Linked DNA regions of Homo sapiens: regions 1 and 2 are each linked to region 3. Evidence: read pairs that join two places in POLR2A ChIA-PET (ENCODE). Cell type or tissue: MCF 10A. All regions are shown on one strand. Region 1 overlaps NTRK2 (neurotrophic receptor tyrosine kinase 2). Region 2 has its middle 500 kb from the start of AGTPBP1. Region 3 overlaps NTRK2 (neurotrophic receptor tyrosine kinase 2).

Region 1 (2,500 bases), 240 kb after region 3:
CAAAAATATTTTTTCTGCCTTATTGGTGGTTATCTCTATGCAGAAAATACATATTTAAATTTGTGCAGAAAATATTTCAGTATTATAGACTTTTTTAAAAAGAGAATATTTATCACTTTCAAACAATTAAGAAAAAACAAAGAACAATGAAAGTAAAGAAACAGAAAAACCCTACAGAAAAATAGACAAAGGATATAAACAGGAAATTTACTGAAGCATAAACACAGTCCAATAAACATATAAGATACTCAATAGTAATCAGGAAAATGCAAACTCAAAAGCCATGACAGCAGTTTTTAGAAAGACAAACACTAACAAGTTTGCTAATATCAAGGTATACCTTGTTAGGGTGGGCATAAATAGATACAGCCATTTTTTCATGTGCAAACCACATAAACCAACAATTCTGCTTCTTTCTGTGTATTCTAGAAAAAACTTTGCACTTGTACATATGTGTAAAAAGCATGAATAAGGATGCTTGCTGAAACATTTTTGCAGTATTGAAAAAATGGAAAATAAGCAAAATGCTCGTCAATATGGAACACTTAATTAATTAAGACACATTGTATCATGAATTTCACGTAATGGTTAAAAAGAATATGACAGATCTATGACTACTGACCTGAAATGGTTAGGAGAAATGGTTAGGCAAGAAAAAGACAAACATCATATGTGTAATGTAGGAAATTACTTTTGCAACAAGACATATCAATATAATACATGCAATTATAAAAAGTAAAACACTTGAAAGAGAATAAAAATTAAAAGGGAAAGAACAAAACAGTTAAGAACACAAAAACGATAGGAAAAATAAGTCTGTCGATTCACTTGCCACACTCTTCTATAATGTTGCTTTTTGAAAAGCATCCTTGACATTGAAATGAATTGTGAATGTTACCGTGAATGTAACCATTCAGTCCTAATCGATCAATTGAGCCCATGCCCTCATTACAGTAGATTCAAAACCTCACTCTTAGACACACAATTCATTGACTAATTTGTAGAAAACAGAAATAAAAAATGACTGAAAATTGACAAACTGTTTAGGAAAAATGAGGACCAGTTCACTCCCTACACGTCCCCTATCCCAATCACAATGGCCGAGCAATAACACGTAAGGCGGGGTGCATTCCCGGAATGCTGCCAAGACAACACAACCAAAAATTACAATGGAAAAAAATGAAATTGGTTTCAGGCAAGGACAAAGCAGACGTCTGTTAAGAGGCAGTTTGTGAAATCAGAGCAAGAGTCAGATGCTTTCTCTCTTTTCCTCTCAGTGGTTGCTGAACCAATGTGGCCACAACTGCCATGGGGATTTGGGAGCTGGCCAAAAGGCCAGGTGACTCAACATTGAATTTCTTGTCCCTCTAGGCAATTTCTCTCAGCAGTACAAATTTGCACCAGAACAGAGAACAGTTACCCTCTTATCAATCAGGAAAAGACACATATTAAAAGTTTTTTTATTTTTTAAGTGTTAGCTAGCAAAGAAAACTGACAGAGGTTGGCAAGAGAATAAAGCCTTATTCCCCCATTATGAAACCAAAGGACTCTATTTGTGACAGAAAAATCTGTGGGAAGGGTCAGGGCCGTCTTCTAAGGTCATTCAGGGTAAGAAACAGACTCATATCTTTATTTTTATCGCATTCCTACAAAGCGTGTGCAGCAGCTCCATTTTTCTTAAATAAAAAATAGACCTCAAATAATAGCGTCTTCCGAAAACAAAGAATCGGTTGTTTGTGATTAATACACAGATTCCTTGTGCACAAGAACCAGGTGCTACATGGCTTTCTGCTGTGTCACCAGCCACTAGGCCAGAAGATCAAACATAATTGTTTGTGAACTTGTTAACTGGTTGACTAACCGATTCAAATGTCAATGGGGTAGTAACATGCATGTGTGGGTATTGTAGAGGTACATCACTGAAGACTAGTAAAATCCTAAGCAGAACACTTTGCTATTCCTTCCTTATAACTCACTAGCACTCACATGAGCTCTGATTTTGCCATTCGGTGCCCTTTTAAATGTTGGAGATGAAAACGCTGGGAAGAGGAATAGGGGATGACGGTAAAGTAGGAGATCTTAAATCCAGACATGGGGAGAAGCACGTGGCATGGCAGACTTGGGGCACCCCATCAAGAGACACAGACCTCTGGCAGTAAGACAAGTTTAAGGGAATGTGCTGGATTGAATTGGATTTGCTTGTGCTGCCAGGACACTTTCATCACCCTGAGATCCTTGGCCTGGGTGCCATCCAAGGGTATATGTGGCCAGAGAAGTGCCACACTTTTAGCAGATAGTTTTTGCACAGATGGATGGGTGGATAAATGGATGGATGGATAGATGGAAAAACAAATATGAACAAATAAGCAAATGAACAAACAAACAAAAAGAATAAGCAGTGTACTTTTTCTCTATGCACTTTACAGCCATCCACTCTGAATTAATATTCTACTTGCAAAGATTACTCCACACTGCACATAAATGTTGTCTGAGTCACTGG
Region 2 (2,500 bases), 300 kb before region 3:
TCTGCTCGCACATCAGAAGCTTTAGGATATTTTACATATAATTGATGTATTATCAGTCACAACTAAAAGCCCAGTGACTAAATGCAAGTTAAAATTTTACAAATTAGAATCCTATTTTTAATCAGAAGGGATGCTTGCCAAGTTTATTTGTTCCGCAAATACTCAATGAGAATATTTGCAGGTCAAACACTCTGCTTAAATATTACTATTATTATTAGTATAAGATATTTTTGTGCCTAAATGTAAAGGCATTTGTATTTCAAATATTGGCCACTTTTCTGTTCTAGATGTGAAAATACTATTTCTATATCCATATATGCATATGGATATATAAATATACATATGCATACACATAAACTTATACTTAGAAAAATATCAAGTCCATTATCACTTACTGGAAACCCTGCTGATTTTAATGAAGGTAGAGGATCTTGGTTAGATAATTAACGTCACAAGAAAGGGAAAATGTTCAAAATGAATGACTTTGTGAAATATTAATAGCTAAGGAAAAACAAGTAGATGATGAAGAGAATTTTTATTTTTAATGAATTAGGATTATACAATAATTGTATTTTGATTGCTGCTGGCTTACACTTATACACACCCCAATTGACCCTCTGAAGTCTTTAGATCTTTTCATTTAATGAAATCAGGTGAGAGTTTGTTCAGGGGCCTAGAACAGTCCTGAGGCAAGAGATCTGAATGGAGTCATACTTTGCCAACCATGAGCTGTTTAACTTTAACTAGTTAAAACCCCTCTTGAAAAGTGAAGACGACGTGGTTCTAATGATCCTTCGGAGTTCCAGGGGTCTATGAAATACAAGAGGAAGGAGAGTATAGCTTAAACTTCAGAGGGACCTTGTTCAAGTTCCACCACTTCCTAGCTCTGTAACCTTGGGCCTAATTATTTAAACCTCGTAATTCTCAGTTTTCTCATGGTATGATGTTGCTAGTAATAGTACTTAACTCACTGGGTTGGAGTGGAGGACAGATTAAATGAGAAAGCGCAGGTGAGGTGTTTGGCACATTGTGTGTGGATGGGAGATAGTCAACTCATGGAAATCACCTGGAAGAATGATGACACTAGTTTGTTCTCTGCTTAGGAAAGTTGAATAAACAAGGATATCAGAGGCTCAGACAAACGGGAAAGATGGTGACAGAAGACAAACTGGGGCAGTGCCTCCTGTCTCAGTAGATCTCAAAGCAGTTTAGCATCGCCCTGGGTTGGTGGGGGCTAGCTTGCTGTTTATGGCAGTCAAGCATCCGAGTACCCTGAAGGGATATTGGCTATGCTGTCTACACAACTTAAAAAGCACTTAGAGGAATGCAGTTCCATTAGACCAGACATAATGGACGCACTCAGGGCATACTTTGTAAACACACGGCTAATATCATTCTGACGTGTTTACAGGCCAGGAAAAGCTTCACACAGGTCAGGACCTTCGGATGAATCTGCTGGCTCTCGGGAGCCAGGCCCCTTCCCTCTCACACCCAGGACTCCATATTACTACTTGAACATGGAAAATCTTTTTAAATGACAGTAAATAAATTACTTTTCTGAAAGACTGCAGAATGACCTTGAAGGTACACGTGTCAGACCAGCACAAGGCAATTACCTGGAGGTTAAGAAAAGCCATTATCTGACTTTGTAGCTGGTTAATTAAAGGCTATTTTTGTCATCTTCAATTCTGAGAAAATCAAGAGAGCTACAGCCACACTTTCACAAGAGAAATTCCTATAATAATAGGGTGGAAGAGGCAAAATGATCACACGCTTTTTCTCCTTTGAATAAGAGTTAGGCATTTGTCCTTCTCACATCCTCCAGAATTTGCTTGGTGCAGTGTAAACCAAGATTTGAAGCCTTCCCGGAGTCCAAATTACTTGTAGCTGATCCTCCAGGAGGATCTTCCTGTTGTGGCTTATCTGATACCTTTTTCCATTTTGCAAGGTCACTGGCGTTACTAATGATAGAATGTGATAGGTCTTAATATTATGCCTTAAAAGCTGATGAAGGTATTTTTTTTTAGAATTCCTCCCTTTATATTCTGGAGACAAATTCTTTCTTTCTTTTTGTTTTTTGTTTTTCAGCTGCATCAGGATCTCCTAGCTCAGAGCAGTTTTGAATTGATGCCTAATATTTTAAAGTTAGTAGACTACTAAAAAGTTATTTTTCTGGACGTGGCACATTTTTGGGACTCATTTGCAAGACTGAAACAATTTGATTGCAATAAAAATTTATACAACTCAAAATTCCATCAAAGAAAAAACATCAGCTCAAGTCAATGACTTCTGATGGTTAGAGAGCTTCAGAAAACCTGAGTACCTACTATCTTCACTGCATTCACCTCTTTTTTTTTTTTTTGACATGGAGTTTTGCTCTTGCCACCCAGGCTGGAGTGCAATGGCTCAATCTCGGCTCACTGCAACCTCTGCCTCTCGGGTTTAAAGTGATTCTTGCCTCAGCCTCCTGAGTAGCTGGGATTACAGGCATGTACCATCA
Region 3 (2,500 bases):
ACTGAATTGAGTTGGATCATTTGCATCACATTACATAGAATTCATTAAGGAAAAAGAACAAGACTGTCACCTTCTTTTTTCTCTCCTCCTTTCTCTGGCATATGCTGGTGTCATTATCAAATAAGATGCTTCGAGAAAGGTCCAGGGGTCCCTTGTTCCCTCCCATGAACCCTCCACTCCTGAACCCTGAAGGCCTGCTCCCTCCTGGAGCCCACCTCCCCGCCTCACTGTACCTGAGGAACTTGTTGAGGTCCCCATGCTTCATGTACTCAAAGACCATGATGAGGGGGTCGCCCTCCACGCAGACGCCATAGAACTTGACGATGTGCTCATGCTGGAGGTTGGTCAGGAGCTCGGCCTCACGGTGGAAGTCCTTGCGTGCATTGTCACTGGCATCCTTCAGGGTCTGGGGATGGGTGTTAAAAGAGAAGGATTACTTCAGTGGGCCCTATGATACTGAGATAGGAAAGACATCCATCTCATTTGTTAGGCAAAAGATGAGAAAACAGCCTAGTTCCTAAGGAAATAACATTTGTGCTAATAACTGAGGAATAACTCCTTAGGCATATGCAAAGCTTTCCAGCTTATGACACACTTTCACAGAGGTTCTCTCATTAGGTTACAGACAGGAGGTCTTTTTAGGGTCCACATCCTTTCTAACCCTGGTCTGCACCCAATAATTCCCACGGGCTTCTTTCCCTTGTTGGTGCCTGTTGTGCTTTCTTTCTGTGATGCTATGTGCAGCTTACCTCTGCTCAGATAAGATTTAAAAACTTTATGTTATGATTCAGTAGAAAGAAGAGTACAGTGAACCTTTGTGGACCCATCTCCAGCTTCAGCAACGATCAGTTTGCCTGTCTTTATGTAGCACTGCACAGAGCCTTCTCCAGCCTGTGCCCACAAACACTGCCGGCTCACAAAACATCCCTGCCCAGCAAGCCGCAAGAAGAGTGGTCATGCTGCCAAGGTGAAGATGCCCAGGAGCATGACAGCTGGGTTTTGGTGCCTTTAGTTCTCTGCTTAGATAACTCTGCCACTGTGGTGTCATAACAGGGCAAAGCTGGCATTTAGTGATGCAAATAATGTGCTGAGCTCTTGGCATGTGCCCATCACTGAGCCAGAGCTGTGATGACATCAAGAAGGCAATGACCCAGATCCTGGCCTCAGGCACTTATGGGCAAATAGGGAGATATGACATGTATATAAATAACTGCAATTCAAGCTCAAAACCCACTGTCCTGAATGAATCAGCACCTGCATCTCTCTCCAGCTCAATCCCTTGACACTCCTCTCGAAACCCATGCATCCACGTTAGGAACTGTCTGCAGCTGCCCCGATGACAACAGGCCATGCCTCCCTCCCTTTGCACATGTGCACATTCCTCTGCCTGGAATGCTATATTGGGTGTGGTCACTGGCATGGAAGGTTGAACTCCTCACCTTTGCCAAGGCTGTTCACTTCCTAATCCTGGGAGCCTGTGAATATGTTGCCTGATGTGGCAAATGCAGCTTTGCAGATGTAACTAAGTTAAGGATCTTGAGGTGGAGAGATTATCCTGGATTATCCAGGAGGGCCCAATGTCATTACAAGGGTCCTTATAAGAGCAAAGAGAGACCGGGTACAGTAGCTCATGCCTGTAATCCCAGTACTTTGGGAGGCTGAGGCGGGCAGATCACCCAAGGTCAGGAGTTCGAGATCAGCCTGGCAAACATAGTGAAACACTGTCTCTACTAAAAATACAAAAATTAGCCAGGTTTGATGGTGTGTGCCTGTAATTCCAGATACTCGGGAGGCTGAGGTAGAAGAATCACTTGAACCCAGGAGGCAGAGGTTGCAGGGAGCCAAGATCATGCCACTGCAATCCAGCCTGAGCGACAGAGCGAGACTCTGTCTCCAAATAAATAAATAAAAGCAAAGAGAGAGCCATAAGGACAGAAGATCAGAGAGGAGAAAAGATGTCACATTTCTGGCTTTGAGGATGAAGAAAGGGGCCATGAGCCAAGAAATGTGGGTGGCCTCTAGAAGCTGAAAATGACAAGAAAACATGCTAACCTAGAACCTCCAGAAGGAACCAGCCCTGTAACATCTTGTCTTTAGCTTAGCAAAACTGATTTCAGGTGTCTGACCACCAGAACTGAAATAAATCACTTGTGTTGTTTAAGCTGGTGAATTTGCAGTAACCTGTTATAGCAGCTGTAGAAAACCAATATACCTGGCTAGTATCTAGCAGTCCTCCAAGACTCAGTTCAGCTGCCACCTCTCTGAAAAGTGTTCCCTGACCACCCCTCATTGCTGTCACATCCCCTCTGCACTGCAGGCCAGAGTGGTTGACTCTGCTAGGTGCACCTCATGCTTACCTCTATCACATCACAGACCACAGTACATTCCAATTGCATGTTTACTTGCTTATCTCTGGTACAGGCTGTGAGCTTCTTGACCCAGGAACTATGCATTTCTGCATTGCCAGCCCTGGGCAGAGCACAGGGCTAGTATTCAACAT

What was found. ChIA-PET counts read pairs that join two places held together with the same protein. Peaks named below come from ENCODE experiments on the same cell type or tissue, not always from the same donor. Only the 100,000 strongest peaks of a DNase experiment are listed, where the experiment ranks them.
Region 1: POLR2A ChIA-PET joins it to region 3 with 9 read pairs; 2 of 35 experiments call an interaction of 5 or more read pairs at or near these places.
Region 2: POLR2A ChIA-PET joins it to region 3 with 7 read pairs; 2 of 35 experiments call an interaction of 5 or more read pairs at or near these places.

Annotation. Positions count from the first base shown.
Region 1 is chr9:84,710,909-84,713,408 of GRCh38, reverse strand. The region is part of intron 6 of NTRK2 (neurotrophic receptor tyrosine kinase 2); the gene reads right to left. Among named protein-coding and RNA genes, the nearest start is that of NTRK2, 42 kb to the right of the region's middle. In MCF 10A, no CTCF peak of the experiment used is centred here; a DNase peak (open chromatin) is centred at 1,298.
Region 2 is chr9:85,245,614-85,248,113 of GRCh38, reverse strand. No RefSeq gene overlaps it. Among named protein-coding and RNA genes, the nearest start is that of AGTPBP1, 500 kb to the left of the region's middle. In MCF 10A, no CTCF peak of the experiment used is centred here; no DNase peak of the experiment used is centred here.
Region 3 is chr9:84,946,368-84,948,867 of GRCh38, reverse strand. It overlaps NTRK2 (neurotrophic receptor tyrosine kinase 2), which reads right to left. Exons shown (of 19, transcript NM_006180.6): 16 at 234-406. Among named protein-coding and RNA genes, the nearest start is that of NTRK2, 280 kb to the right of the region's middle. In MCF 10A, no CTCF peak of the experiment used is centred here; a DNase peak (open chromatin) is centred at 1,217.